Regions from separate parts of the Mus musculus genome. Here region 2 is linked to region 1. The links are chromatin loops, found by intact Hi-C in ENCODE. Cell type or tissue: left cerebral cortex. All regions are shown on one strand.

Evidence for each region. A loop is a pair of places that touch in the nucleus more often than their neighbours do. Peaks named below come from ENCODE experiments on the same cell type or tissue, not always from the same donor. Only the 100,000 strongest peaks of a DNase experiment are listed, where the experiment ranks them.
Region 2: a loop joins it to region 1, with 15 times the contacts of the local background. A loop is called at or near these places in 17 of 42 quality-filtered maps.

What each region holds. Positions count from the first base shown.
Region 1 is chr10:86,727,772-86,735,771 of GRCm38, forward strand. Ttc41 (tetratricopeptide repeat domain 41) reads left to right here. Exons shown (of 16, transcript NM_001003910.2): 5 at 2,011-2,171; 6 at 3,060-3,495; 7 at 5,784-6,023. It also overlaps the pseudogene Fabp3-ps1. Among named protein-coding and RNA genes, the nearest start is that of Ttc41, 26 kb to the left of the region's middle. In left cerebral cortex, CTCF peaks have their summits at 3,595 (motif pointing left) and 7,523 (motif pointing left); DNase peaks (open chromatin) are centred at 55, 563, 3,175 and 3,572; H3K4me3 peaks cover 1,270 bases; H3K27ac peaks cover 730 bases.
Region 2 is chr10:86,470,467-86,478,466 of GRCm38, forward strand. The region is part of intron 1 of Syn3 (synapsin III); the gene reads right to left. Among named protein-coding and RNA genes, the nearest start is that of Syn3, 24 kb to the right of the region's middle. In left cerebral cortex, a CTCF peak has its summit at 3,352 (motif pointing right); DNase peaks (open chromatin) are centred at 3,367 and 6,439.

The sequences.
Region 1 (8,000 bases):
ACTCAGTTTCCTTTGACCCCGCCTTCTCGGCCACAAGCATTTCTTTCTCCGTGAGAGGCGAGAAGCAGGGGCCCTTCCCCTTTGAGACACCAAATACCACACGTGACATATTCCTGCCAGAACAAAGTAGGTGGTGAGGAACTGCCACTGTCGGAGACACTCCTGACTTCCTAGTCCCCTCTTCTGCCTTGCTAGCAGCTGGCACCTAGTCTGAGACACTCTTTGCAGAGTCCAGCTTTCTCTTGATGCAGTTCCTTCCTTGGCACTGTGTTTCTTAGAACTGAATGGCACTCCTAGAAGGCGAGTTCTACAGACTGAAGGCTCCTGAGCACCAGGCATCCTGTTAAGAGCTTCATGGTTCCCGGGCTTCCATCAGCATTAGCACCCTGACATCCAGACTGCAGGCCACCATTAGTGGGACAGTCTGAGCTCTGGCTTTTCACTCTGAAGTCTTTGTCCTCCATACTTTATTGTGTAGCCTTCTAGAGGGGGGAAAAAACTTCTCTCAGCCTTTTGGAAGATTTCCTTCTTGGTCCTCACCCAACATTGGCTCTCTTTGAGTTGGTGCTGTGGAATAAGTGGGAATGGGCAGAAAGCCTCAGCAGGACTTGCCAGCACTTGTGTCCTGGGCCAAAATCACTTCCTAGCCTGACTTCTTGTCCTTGGCTCCACAAGTTGAGTTTCTTTGGCGTTGAACCATCACCTCAGGCCCTTTTACGTCCCTCGATAGTCTGGTGGTGACATACTTATCACTCATGGGCCACCCCTCTGTAAGAGAGTGGAGCTCTGCTGCCTGACAGCCAGTGTGTGTGGTACTTCATGTGGATGGCTCCCTCCAAGTACCGTGAGCTTACCCTGCCTGGTCTTCCAGGTGACTTAGAAAGGTCCCAAGATTCTGTGTTTTAATGTTTGTCTTCCTCTGCAAGCTCTGTGAGTTCAGAGAGTAGGTCTACTTTATTGTTTACTGATAAGCCCGGTGCCTGGAAAGGCATAGAAGACTCCCAGAAAATCTGTGCTGAGTGATGACCTCCACACACATGAACACTAAGTCTGCCTTGGAGATATTAACATTTAAGGCGGACCTTTAATAGAGGCAGGTTGACTCTTATCAAACAGAGAGAAATGTTTGGGATCATTTTCCAGTATCATCATGCTATCACTTTCTTGAACATCGTTTCGAGGAGAAGTAGTTATACTCACTAAACTGTCTTATGCTTGGTGCTTTTCGTCATGTGATGACTGTGCATGAGACTCCCATAGCCTGGGCTGGAGAGATGGCTCAGCGGTTAAGAGCACTGGCTGCTCTTCCAGAGGTCCTGAGTTCAATTCCCAGCAACTACATGGTGGCTCACAACCACCTGGGATCTGATGCCCTCTTCTGGTATGCAGGCATACATGCAGATAGAGCACTCATATACAATAAATAAATAAATAAATAAATAAATAAATAAATAAATAAATAAATAAAATCTTAAAACAACAAAGAGCACTCATATACAATAAATAAATAAATAAATAAATAAATAAATAAATAAATAAATAAAATCTTAAAACAACAAAACAATCTTCCATAGCCTTTGGACTATTGGGGATGTGGACACAGGAGGATCACTGGAACTCACTGGTCAGTTTGTATAGCAACATTTGTGAGTTCCAATTTCAGAGAGAGACTCTACCTCAAAAACTTAGGTGGAAAGAAATTGAGACTACCAGACTTTTACCCCTGCCCCTCCCGCATATGTGTATGCCCATATGAAACATGTACAAATACTACACATAGCATCTTTATATGAAATCCTGAAAATGTATTGGAGACATCAGGTGACAGATAGCACCACTACTTTGGGCCTGAATGTCTTGAGGAAGCCGGCCAAGCGTGTGCATGTGTGTGTCAGCCACACAGCTGGAGTGGCGGGCACTCGTTTTCTAACCTCTCTGTGTCTCTGGCCATCAGCACATCTGAGCATTGATGGGAACATTTTGACCTCATCTGAAACTTCTGTATTGTAGGTCCCCGGCTTGAAATGGATTTCCTTAACGAGGACTCAAATGTCTTGGTCTTTTCACTTCTCGTAGAAGTGTTCATAGCCGCCATAAGCTTAAAGCCATGCATCCTGGTACTAGACGGGATCGAAGAGCTGATCGGTATCTATGGGATTTCAGGTCAGAAGGTAACAACTCTTAAAAACTACACTTAATTTTATAAAGGAGAAGACCCCATTACTTAGGGTGTATATAATACACTTATCTTGTGTTGTGTTTCTAGGTTTGTCTGTCATTGATTTTAATTATGGCTTTATGTTTTAGTAGTCAGATACTGACATGCCATTTACTATGGGCCTGGCATCGTGCTAGGAGCTTTAAATGTATCAGCATGTTCTTTTTGGCTCAGGACCAAAGGTCTAGCGTGTACACAGCCACTCAGAAAGAGACTACTCAGCATCCCTGGTTGGAGAGAGGGCAGAGAGATGTTAGGTTATCTAAGTGTTGTCTAATTAAATGGCAGAATCGGAATCCAGACCTAGAGGGCCAGTGAGATGGCTCAGTGGTAAGGGTGCTTACTGCCATGGCTAACAACCCCAAGTTCAATACCTGGGGTCCACATCATAGTAAAGAACCAATTCCCAAAAGTTATCCCATGGCACCTGCCTGCACATACACACGTGCACACAAAATAAATAAATGGAAATGTAATAAAATTTTTAAACAATCAAGAAAGTATCATATTAGGTATATATCATGACAGTTTTGCTGCAAAAGTAACAATTCTTTGTTATGTAACACAAGGTCTTCTTATTTTATTAAGAGGTCCAAATTGCCTTTATTAGATTTTTTTTTCGATTATTGCTGTAGATTATTCCTCAGAAGAGAGTCCAGATTTGCACTATTAGATTCATCACAGATGAATCAGTCAAATGTGGTTCCATTCTGTGTGAATTTGTATTTTTTTTTTTTTTACTACCAAATGGTTCCCTGTCCAAGTTACCCTCACTGTACTCACATGCAATCGCTCTGAACATAATGTTAAGGTTTTTGAAGTTTTGCAATGTCTCCAATAGGCGAAAGATTTCTCCTGGCTGCCGCGCTCCCTGCCTCCTCACTGTAAATTCATTCTGAGCAGCGTCTCCTCCAGTCTGTCCTGCAAGTCGCTGTGTGCCCGCCCTGACGTGAAGATCGTGGAACTCAACAGCATCGGGGACGAAGACACCAAGTTCAACATCTTCAGACAGCACCTCTCCCCTGCCGACCAAGAACGCTTCGGGCAGAGCAAGCCCATTTTGAGGAAGAAACCAAACCTGAGCCCTCTGAAGCTCGCAATCATCGCCAGCGAGCTGCAGGAGTGCAAAATCTACCGCAATGAGTTCCAGTGTCTCCGGGAGTACTTGGAGGTTGCCTCTGTGCAGGAGCTCTGGGAGTTGATTCTGAAGCGCTGGGTTGAAGATTATAGTTGGACTTTGAAGCCTAAAGACACAACTCTAGACACCGTGATTCCAGGTGTGTGATAGCTGATCCTAAAAGTGCCTCCTTTATGGCTCCAAGACTTGTTTGTCCCAGTTTCTCGGTTGTTCTGTTTCTGCTGCCCCCTGCTGGTGCAGTCCCTCATCCTCACCAAGGACAATCTTGTTTTGTTTCCACAGGGTCTCTCTATGTAGTTCTGGCTAGAACTTGCTTATGTAGACCAGGCTGGACTCAAACTCACACAGCTCCATCTGCTTCTGCCTCCCGAGTTCTGGGACTAAAAGGGTGTGCTATATACCTTGGCTCTCCTGGCACCTTGATGCCTGATTTCCTCTTCAACTTTCTCCTAGACCTTTCTCAGTTTAGTAACAGCTCTTTCCTTCCTAGTTGGGGTAAAACAAACAAACAAACAAACAAACAAACAAACAAACAACATCGTTAGCTCATCTTGTGAGTCTATTGTTTGTGGTGAACAATTTTTCTTTTTTTTTTTTTTTTTTTTTTTTTTTTTTTTTTTTTTTTTGGCCTTGGTTCTGCTTTATTGTCCTTAGAGCACCCTTTGGATACAGTTTTAAAAAATAAACCACATACATAGTAGGAACTGAGTCCAGGCTGATGCCCCGTATCTCCAGAAAAATCCCAACCCAAGAATGTTTATACAAAATGTCAGAGGGGAAAACCATGAGGCAGCATGGTGCTGAGCTGAGGGGTGGCCAGTTGGCAGAGGAGCGGGCGGTCAGTGACGGAGCAGCCAGGTCACGCCTCCTTCTCATAAGTCCGAGTGCTCACCACACTGCCATGAGTGAGAGTCAGGATGAGTTTCCTGTCAACTAGCTCCCTAGTTAGTGTTGTCTCCTGCCCATTCCACTTCTGCACATGGATGAGTTTGCCTCCGTCCAGCGTCACCAGTGACTTGACCTTCCGGTCATCTGCTGTCACCTCGTCGAACTCTATTCCCAGCTGAAAGTTGATCTCTGTGTTCTTGAAGGTACTTTGTGTCTTTATGGTGATAGTATCCCCGTTCTTCTCGATGATGGTAGTAGGCTTGGTCATGCTAGCCACCTGCCTGGTGGCAAAGCCCACACCGAGTGACTTCATGTAGTCATCAAAATTCTTGCAGTCCACTAGCTTCCAGGTACCGACAAAGGCGTCCGCCATGGTGCGATGAGTGAGGAGGCGGGCAGGCACTGAGAACCGCAGCTCCCGGCTGGACAGCCTCTTTAAATAGCCCTCGCATCACATGATGAAAGTGGCCCACACCCCTCGCTCCCGAAATGTGAACAATTTTTCTACGGTGTGTTTACAACAGTCAAGAAGCAGGCTGTTGAAAGCTTTTATTCTCTCCAGCCACTGTCTGTGCAGTAGGCCTCTGATATCTGATTTGAAGCTTGCTTTCCTCGTTTTGTCTTTTCTGCATCTCAGTCTCCTTTCAGAACACGGAAACCTAGATTGGAATGCAGTTGGAGAGGTGGAAGAATACAGGGCACATTGATTACTGTGGTACTACATTGTCCCTCACAGTTTTCTGCTCTACCGTTTGCATTTCTATCAGGAAAGTGGATTTTAAGGTGGAAGTGAGGTCCCCTAGAAGAGTTGCAAAGGCCATTGATCCATTCTATCTAACTACACCCCCAGGACTGCACAGGAAAGCCCTCGGCTCCTTCCTGCAATGGCGGCTGCTTCTCCAGCACTGGCCCGCAGTCCTGATGGGTCTAGGGAGCTCCAAAGCCATGGGGCTAGGAAGAGCTGGGTAGAGCTCAGTCCCGTTTAGGGGGAGCTTCATCACCTTGGCTTCAGATGTGCCTTTAATTGAAGGCTGTAGGTAGTGTGGACCACTTCAGTTCACGAGCGGCAGGGGACCATGATGCCTGTCTTCGCTGTGGTCAGAAGGATCTCTCTAGCTGGCAGATCTTAAAGCCAGTGATAGGACAGAAGCTTAAGGGCCCTTGGATGGTGTTTGAGTGAGTGGCCCTTCTCCAAGAGAAGCTCCTGACCTAGCAAACTGCACTGGGCAGATTGCTTCGCGTGGAGACCAGGAAGCCTGCCCATTTGTCCCCGGTGTTAGATATGACTGTCAATGGTGGGTGACACCTTGGGTTCTGAAGGCAAACTGAATTCAGATCCCCTCTCAGCACTTTCTTCTGAGTGACTTTGGGTAAGTTATTCAACCTGCCTGCACCCCTTCCTTTGGAAGACTGGGGCCATTACAGTACTTACCTGGATGGAGGAGGGAGGGTGTTTCCTGGTGTAGTGGACCCCCTACTTCCACTGACGCGCTCTCTTTCGTTCTGTCCTCCCACCCCACCCCCTCTGCGGCTGCCTAGGGCCAAGTGGCTGGGTAGTGGATGTGCTGTGCTTGCTCTGCATCTCTCACTGCGGGCTGGCTGAGGATGAACTGCTCCAGCTTTTGGACACGATGGGCTACAGGGACCACCACAAAGTGACGGCGGTGCACTGGGCAGCCTTCCGCCAAGCCACCAAAACCTGGATCCAGGAGAAGCCCAATGGTCTCCTCTACTTCCAGCACCAGTCCCTAAGGAGTGCCGTGGAGCACAAGCTGCTGGGTAAGGAGCTGACTCTGTGAAAACGCTTTAGGGGTCAAGGGAGGAGGAGAGCCACATTCACGAGAATTCTCTAGCAGAGATGAGCAAACATGCAGGACAGCTGTTGCCCAAGTTAAAGGAGACCTGACTTCAGTGGCTGAGCACCCCAGGGGTTATTCCTTTATGGAGTGGACTTGAGTTTTCCTTCCAGAAAGTTACCATGGCGGCAGCAGCTGCTGCTGCTGCTTCTGCTCTTCCTCCTCCTCCTCTTTTTTTTTTTTTCCCACAAGATCTGGAACTTGCTCTATAAACCAGGCTGGCCTCAAACTCAGAGATCTGCCTGCCTCTGCCTCCCAAGGGCTGGAATCAGAGGGCGTGATCAACTGTTGCTGCCACTACCACCACCACCTAGCTCACCATAGCATCTTCTAAAAAAAACGATCTCGTTTTAATTACAAGCAATTAGTTTGGGATCTCACAGAACTGGTAAGATCATATGCAGAGTGTTTAACTCTTTTCAGAACTCCATTTCTCACTTTCAAAATAAGACTAATGATGATATTTACCCTGAGAGTAATGGGCGCTCCTGCAAATGCAGAATCTCCTGGGTTATCCCGATGATCGCCATGGCAGCCATTTGAATGACAGTTCTCTAATACCTGGTTGGGACCGTATGATTGAATGGCCATGCAACATTCAAGATGATTTTCCTCTGGCAGTTCCTGACCTGGACTAGCGTTTCAGGCCCCCAGTCCACAGACAGGCATAATGAACCCTTGTTTTCTTAAGCCACTGAGATTTGCAGCTGCCAGTAGAATGTATTCTAACCTCCCATGAGTCAGAGTAGTGCACCAACGTTGAAGGCTACGTCTGTCGAGGCCAAGTCTGTGCTGCACTTTGTTTGCACAGATGATGCTGGGGCCAGACCTCTCTCTGCATCTCAAACGTAGCTGGAGGAGAGCAGTTACCCAGTCTGTCTGGGTTTAAGTAGCTTCACTTGTCATATGAGGATTCATCGTCCTGTCTTCCTCATGAAGTTACTCTGTAAAATGACAAAATGGAATGTACAACATCCTGCAGCCCCTTCCTCTTCCATGAGTGCTGGCTGGGCATTGACTTCAGGGCCGTGTGTGCTCAGTACACACATGCTCTATCAGTGAGATACCCGCCAGCCCCAGATGTTGGTGATTTTAGCCTTTGTGTTTAACGCTTCCAAGTTTGGGACTCAGCATGTTATTTACCCCATTTGTTTTTCTTTCACGTCTTACCTCACTTTCTCAGTGTAACACCCACAAAAATGGCTTCGCCATACAGCGAGGGAGGGGAGTTGTCTTTTTTTCCCCCATGGGTCTCATATGCATTGCTTTGCCACCAGAGCATATGGGCACACCTTTGCCTAAGTAGAACAAACTCTCTCCAGATGTGCGGGTGATTTGGAAATGATTTCAGCGCAAATGCAGAAGGCTAAGCAGTGGGTTTTTTATTACAGTTTTTATGATAACCTGGGCTTGGTGTGCCATCTAGTGTGCACTCCATTCATCTTGCAAGAGTGCCAAGGGGAAAAAAAAAGTAAAAAGTTTTGATTTTCAAGGATAGATATCAGTCAGCAGCTATGGGCTTTTAAGAGACTTGTTTCTGAGTAGCACAGTCTGTCAGAACCACCCCACTTTGGGAGTGAACATGCAATAATTTAGCTTTAGCTCCACTTTCCCATTTGCTTGCTGAGTAACCACTGGGCCCTTAGGAGGTCAGGAAGAAGAATCAGGTGTCCAACACGCTCACCCTCACATGGGAGCGAGTGCTTGTTTAGGCAACAGCCATGGTGTGTACTCAAAATGGAGAAGTGGGGCTGGAGAGATGTCTTAGTGGTTAAGAGCCATGGCTGCTGTTCCAAAAGGACCTGGCTTTGACTCCCAGTAGCCACGGGCAGTTCACAGCTGTTGTGACTTCAGTTCCAGGAGACCTGATGGCCCTTTCTGACCTCCACGGACTCTGCAC
Region 2 (8,000 bases), 260 kb before region 1:
CTCTTTGGCAATTTGAAAATATAAAATATGTTGTTGTTTAATATTTAACATCTGCGGTCCTTAGAATGGACAACTGAAGCTATTCTTCTCAGCTGCAACTTTGATCAAGGTCACTAGATTTCTTTCCACACCTTCTCTCTACTTCTAGTAGCCATAATCCGATGTTATACTTCCATGCTTTCAACTCTTAGATGCCCCAACCGAGATCATGCAGGTGGTATCCTTCTGTACCCTGCTTACTTGCCTTAACATAGCACTCTCCAGGTTGATCCCTATCGAGAGCAACAGGCTTTCCCTCTTTTTAATTGCCTAATAGTATTTCGTTATCACCAGCAACACACCATCTGACAATGAATCCTTAACACCTGGTTACTGTGAGTCATGCTGAAATGATCATGGGAGAGCCACTATCCCTAACTCATTGCTATGATGATTCCCAGTTCTTTGGATATGTGCACATAAGTGGGGCCAATGGACCAAATGGTAATTCTATTTCCCATTTTCTGAGGAATCCCATACTGTTCTCCATAACAACTATATTAATTTATATTCCCATTTATAGAATACAAAAATCTCCTTTCTCCATACCCTTGATGGCCCTCTATCATTATAATTTTAAACTATATCTATATATGTGCATGTCATAATGTGTTTGTGGAGGTCAGAGGACAATTTGCAGAAATCAGTTCTCTCCTTCTACAATGTCAGTTCCAGGTATCAAACTTAGTGGCAGGTACCTTCACCCACTGGGCCATGTTGTGGGCCTTGGCACGGTCTTTCATATCGCTTATAACAATCATTCTAGCCCATGTGAGGTGTTCACTGTGCCCATTTGCATCTTCCTGGTGATGAGTATTACCTTCATATATCTTTGCTGTGTCTTTATATGCCTTTATATGCTTTATATATCTTTAGAATAGGTTTTTGTTTTCTGTTGAATTGAGTTCTCTTATATTTTGGATGATAGCCTTTTATCAGACAGATATTTAAAAATTATTCTTCCAATCCATATACTGTCTCTCACACTACTGCTTCTTTCAATCTGGTGTAATCTTATTTGTCCATTCTGACTTATACATTGCTTGAATTTGGGAGACATATCTCAGATATCATTGCCAATGCAAAATTGATTTCCCTCTCTTTATGTTTTTCTAATTGTTTACACTTTCAGTATTACACTCATTTATCCGTCTTGAGTTGGATTTTATATAGGGTACAAGACAAGGTTCCAACTCCTTTTTCTGTCTGAAGTTAGCCATCTCCATGGTGATTTTTCTGTGGAAACTGTGTCTTCTCTGTTGTATGTTCTTAGAAGCCTGACTGTAAATGCTCAGCTGTATTTCCGTGCTCTCTACTCTGTTCCAGGTCAGCGTATCTGTTCCTCCATTGTTGCTATACTTCATGAACACTTGTTTATTTGCATTTTATGCATACGAATGTTTTGCCTGCATGTATTTATATGCATTGCATGTGAGCCTGGTACCTACAGAGGCCAGAAAAAGGTATCAGACCCCAGTAACTATAGTTACAGATGATTGTGAGCCATCATGTGGATGCTGGAAACTGACTGCAGGTCCTCTAGAAGTTCACTTAACCTCTGAGCCATCTCCTGAGTACTATAGGCCATGGGTCTTTAAGATGAAACATGAAGAATGTGAAGTATCTGTGCAAATGGCAGGGAGGATGTTGGCATATCTGAAGCCAAGAAAGAAGGTCCGTTCTGCTGGAGGGGGGGAAATACAGGTACACAAGAAAAACATTAGAGAATGGAGATAGATACCAGGTTTTTTTAAAGGCATATTGAAGGTAAGTTTGGCTTTAATACAACAGTGGCAGTACTCTGTTATAGAAAAGAGTCATGATCAAGTTTTTTGGCTGTTATGTGAGACACAGACTGTGGAAAATTTATATGACTGTTACCTTACCCAGGAATCCCTTCCCCAGGGATCCGGGTTTTCGTTTGTTGTTTGCTTGTTGGCTTTTGTTTTGCTTTGTTTTGTCTTTTGAATCATACACTATCCACCACAGTCCAAAGTCTTTACGTTTGAAAGTTCCAGAAAGATGCTATTAATGTGTTCTAACCTGTTCACTGTTTGTCATGACGTGCTAAAATCTCACACTGCACTGATCCATCCCATACAAGACAATGGCCATCCATTTGTCCAGCATATACACATGGTGTATGCCACCTGCCCATCAGGCACTGATATCCCATCTTGGTCACAAGAATTCTATTTTCACAATATAACAGTTCTTGCGTTCAAGTGACCAGCATTTTCTTTTTTTTTAACCCTTTAACACTTTATTTTTTTTTAATTAAGTATTTTCCTCATTTACATTTTCAATGCTATCCCAAAGGTCCCCCAAATGGGAACAAAACACCCATGGAAGGAGTTACAGAGACAAAGTTTGGAGCTGCGACAAAAGGATGGACCATCTAGAGACTGCCTTATCTAGGGATCCATCCCATAATCAGCTTCCAAATGCTGACACCATTGCATACACTAGCAAGATTTTGCTGAAAGGACCCAGATATAGCTCTCTCTTGTGAGACTATGCTGGGGCCTAGCAAACACAGAAGTGGATGATCACAGTCAGCTATTGGATGGGTCACACGGCCCCTAATGGAGGAGCTAGAGAAATTACCCAAGGAGCTAAAGGGAACTGCAACCCTATAGGTGGAACAACAATATGAACTAACCAGTACCTGGGAGCTCTTGTCTTTAGCTGCATATGTATCAAAAGATGGCCTAGTCGGCCATCACTGCAAAGAGAGGCCCATTGGACTTGCAAACTTTATATGCCCCAGTACAGGGGAACGCCAGGGCCAAAAAGGGGGAGTGGGTGGGTAGGGGATTGGGCCTCGAAGATATGGGTACAGGAGAAAAATTCCTGAATAGAACAGCAATGGCTTGTGCTGTAAGATCAAGAATCGATAAATGGGAACTCATAAAATTGCAAAGCTTCTGCAAAGCAAAAGACACCGTCAATAAGACAAAAAGGCCACCAACAGATTGGGAAAGGATCTTTACCTATCCCAAATCGGATAGGGGACTAATATCCAATATATATAAAGAACTCAAGAAGGTGGACTCCAGAAAATCAAATAACCCCATTAAAAAATGGGGCTCAGAGCTGAACAAAGAATTCTCACCTGAGGAATACCGAATGGCTGAGAAGCACCTGAAAAAATGTTCAGCATCCTTAATCATCAGGGAAATGCAAATCAAAACAACACTGAGATTCCACTTCACTCCAGTCAGAATGGCTAAGATCAAAACTCAGGTGACAGCATTTTCTTTAATGGCTGCAAAAGTGCAAAAAGCAGTGACATTGCCACATACTTGCCACTAGAGGGCAGGCGTGGACACATCAGATTGGAAAACCTTTTGGCTGGCAGTCTCACAACTAACTTCTCAGAGACTGAGGTGGGAAAGGGGACTATTGAGAGGATGAAAACAAGTCCACTTGGCAATAGAGCCTGAGGAGGGACAATCGCAGGGTCATAGGCTTTGCATCAACTTAGGAAGAGCTTTGTGGAGTGGAAAGAGTCATCCCAGAGTGGCATCAGTCCAGAGAAGAAAGCAGGTGTCTGCTTAGATGTCTCAGAAGATCTTGAGTTCATTTCCTTGCTCACGATCAGGTAGGGCTATGCACCTGGGTTCCCACTCTGGAATCTACCTATAAACCTCATAATTTGACTTCTCTGCCCCCCCCCCATAGGATTCAGATACCCACTCATTCATCTTGTCAATCCTCCTGTTTAGTCGACATGATCCAGCAAACTGACTCCAATGGCAGTTCTTTCCCAGGATAGGTCTTCTCTCAAACACATTAGTTAAAGAGCACAGAGTCTCATCTCTCTGATGTTGACACTGCCTGACAGAATCAGTTAGCCTGAAGATTGAGCTGATGGGCTCTGCTGCTTCCAGTTCACAGTGTCTGGGCAAAGACATCTCATCTCACAGTGCTTGGGTTTCTTTGTTTGCAGAATTCAGGTGATAGTCTAGTGTCTACCTCATGGTGTTCTTTTGAGAAGCAAGAGACTAATTAAGGTGTTTAAAACATTATGGCATTAACGAGCAACCAGTGTCCCATTAGTATAGATTCTTTTTTGACAGCCAGCACTAGGAGGCCCAACAGTGGCTGGGAAGGCTCTGTGGTGGGGGCTGCAGAATCTGCATTGGAACGAGCTCATCTTTAGTAACAGCTGGAAACACTCAGACTTGCGGGATGAAAGTAGACCAAGTAAACGGTATTAAAGTGCTTTTGAAAATATTTGTCTTTTAAGTTAACAGGGAGTGCAATGGACTTTCTGGGTATCTAGTTCTACGAATGTTAACACGTTCTCATAAACACTGAAACCCAGAACAGACCCACCATTCCCTACAAAATCTCTTCACAGTGCCCTTCCAAGGTTACTGGCACAGGGCTCTGCAAGCTGGCACCTGGGCCTCCCACAGGGGTAATCTAGATGAGGAATATGCAAAGCTACCTCATTTCTTAAACAAAAGGAAAAGGCTGAATCCCAGATTGAATCTTCCTGCTAGTGCGGGCTGCACACTGGCTGTTCTCTCAACAGGAAGTCTCACTACATGCCTGCCCAGCTCAATCTTTATCTCCTTTAGGTATTCATAAATGCCAACCTTTACAAGAGGGCTCCCTTCTGGTGGCCACTACCTGACACTTGGGGTTCCTCTAATACTACAGCATGTATCACCCATATTCTGCCTACAATTTATTCTACACACTGACCACTTTCTGCTTGCAGTGACAGAATCCCAAGATCAGATACCACTGTGTGTCCTGTTCCCTGCTATATCCTAAGCACTTAGAAAATTGTCTTTGTGGGAATGTGTGACCTTAGAGAACATAAGATGGCTACTGAAAGACCTTGCTAGAATAGCATGCTGGGGGACATTCCGTTAGAAGGTTGTGACGAACACTCCCTTCCTGGAATGACCCAGCAAAACCAGCTTTACAAGAAAAGCCCCAGCCATAAGGCAGGTGCAGATGATGACCAAGAAGGTTTCAGTTCCCTCTTCTGGTGACTAAGACCCCACCTCACCAGGGGGGGCGGAATGAAAAGGTCAGCTCTGGCCAACAATGGGCTTAAACCACACCCTTAAACTGTATAAAAAGTGTGTGCTTAGGAGATTTGGTGTCGCCTCTGCCCCATTGTAGGACACCCCCCCCCCCCGCCCCGGCGCATCGGATCAATAAACCTCATGCTCATTGCTGTCTCTTCGAGCTCATTGATGCTCATCGATCTCTGTTTCTGTTTTTCTGTTGAGTGGAACATCCGGGACATAAGGCTCATTGGGTCTTACATCTCCACATAGTAGGGTAGCAGTAATCCTTGACTGAGTGAATCTACATAAAATCATCAGAGACAAAGTTTAACTACCTCCACTGTTTTCTGGGAAGACTAAATGTGTTATACTAAAGAAAGCTCTCTAGGTGCCCGACTCACATCTCAGCTAACTAAACACCATACTTGGAGGAATAGCCATCTTCAGTCCTTGATTAGCATGTTTAAAAATTGCTAGAAACAGCCTGGCCTGGGCTTTACCAATACATTGATGACTGTGGGAATAGACAGTTTCTCAGGGGAGGCAGGGAACCCACAGCCTATAGTGGGTTGAATTGAAGAGACACTTGACTTTCTGGAGGAAAGGTCAAGTGTCAAGGAAATTGCTTCACTAATACCAACAGACGTCTTGGGCCTTTGGAGCACAGAACCCCTTTCCAGACATATCATCACGAAAGTGCGTCCTGTTTTTTGATGAATTCAAATCCCAGATGTCTTTCTCCTGGGAGTGGTGTCAGTTTCTCCACAAGTAAGAGCACAGTGGGTACCCGAACAAAGATTTTTGTAGGGAGCAGTTCTAATGCTTTGACCGGGATCTGCATGTGAGCACTGAAGGTCCCATTCCCTCGTTGGTTTCTGATTGATCAATAAAGATGTCTGTGGCCTAAGAGGTGGGTGAAATAGGTGGGACTTCCAGTTTTCCAGCAGGCAGGTTAACAGACTGGAGGGAGGAGGAAAGACTCACTGTGCTTCGGAGGGAGAAAGGTCGCTTCCCAGACTGGCCTGGGGTAGCAGGCAGGAGATTAAAAAGATAATTAAGATGAGGGCAGCTTTAGGGGGCTGAACAAGAAGAAGGTAACCTGGCAACTAAGCAGAGGGTAGGTAGAATTACAGGTGTTGCACTGGGAGTGAAAAGAAGGGCACAATAGTGGAGGGAGGCTTCAAGGAGCCCAGCCATTGCGCTAAAGCATATTAAAAGTAAGTTAATGCGTATGTGTGTTTTGTCCTCAGATCCAAGGGAACGAGCGTGGGGCCAGAGCTTAAAGCAGGGTAGTAGGAACGACACAGTACAGATTTTGGCTTTGAAAGTATAATCTGTGGGTTTCTCCACCAGCTTCCTCCTCTTGCAGAAGAACAGCCAAGGGTGTTGGGAAACTGTGAGAAGATCAGTCAAATGAAATCCTTTTATTTGCTTCTCATCACCATCCCTAGCCCCCACCTCTGACAGAAATGCGTTCAAATACAGAAGTGGCCCAAACAATCAAACTAAGCTCATGGACATAAGCATTTGCATTCAATAAGTGGCGGTATTTACTAAATCCTCTGAAGATTACATGGCTAATACATGGCTAATTACATGGCTTATTTACACAAAGAATTTGCAAAGCCCTTGGGCAGTGACATCCAGGACTGGGTCCGTGCATGAAGTTATCCACTCATGTCAGTTTGCCTCTGACTTACCCAGATTTCATCATCCGAAGGTCATGTCTAAGATCCCCATGGTGTGGAAAACATGGAAGCTGGAGTATGTGGTGGCTGGCCATACTGCCTCCCAGTAAGAAATCAGAGAAGGATAGGTGCTGGTGCCTGGCTCACTCCCCTGTTTTATTCAACCCACCAAATGGTGCTGCCCATTCAGGGTGGGTCTACCCTCTGCTATGAAATCTCTCTGGAAAAGTCTGCATAGAATACCTCAAGGTGTGTTTCCTGACTGATTCTAAAGCTAACTGTAGTGAAGACCAAGAGGAACCATGGCTCTTTACAAAGGGTGCATTGCAGCTTACAAATCTGCTTTGGGAATATACTTCTCCAGAATATACACCTACGTGATGCCAAAGCAGTCGGCCCCACAAGAGAAAGAGGTGCTTGTCTTTCATGTGACAGGTACCTGTTAAGAGCACTGCCATCTGGAAATTGAAACTCACTGCCTCAGCTCAGCATTGAAAGGATCACTTTTGCATCACTGTAAAGAAACAAAAGAGATGGCTCGTTCACAGGTGGACAAGTCCAATAGGTAACCTTGACAAATTTACGGGCTCTAAACAAGCCTCTTCAAGAGACTTTCTAGACTGAGGTAAATGAGGGGAAAAGACCCACCTTAAAGGTAGGTGGCACTCTTCCCTGGGCTGGGCTCCTCAACAGAATAAAAAGGAAAATAAGCTGAGCACCAGCCTCCATCTCTGGCTGCTTCCTGACTGCAGTTATAATATGACCAGCCACCTTATACTCCTGCTGCCATCTTTGCCATGGTGGTTTGTCCACCCACACTGTGAGCCAATGTTAACCCTTTGTTCCTTAAATTGCTTTTTGTCAGCAACAGAAGGAGCTAGTAGGGAATGACTGTATAAGAAGATCTTGATGCTGGTGATAGCAATCATAAAAGTGATGGTGGTTAGGCTGGGAATGGGGTAGCCTATTTATTGGGCTTAAGATCCTGGTTCTGCTGAGATAGACCGAAAGATGGGACTTAACTTCTCAACAACCTTTGGTAGGAAATGCTATCACCTCGACTTTACTGATGTAAAAATCAAAGGCCAAAGACAATACACTCAGTCATCTTGCCGGGCTCTGGCTCATTAACTCAGATCACCAATCTTCTAGCTCTAGAATTCAAGTGTAGGACTCCCAGCTCTGGTGGCCACAGTTCTGACCATCTAGCAGCCCCACTTCCTGACAGCACTAGTATCTG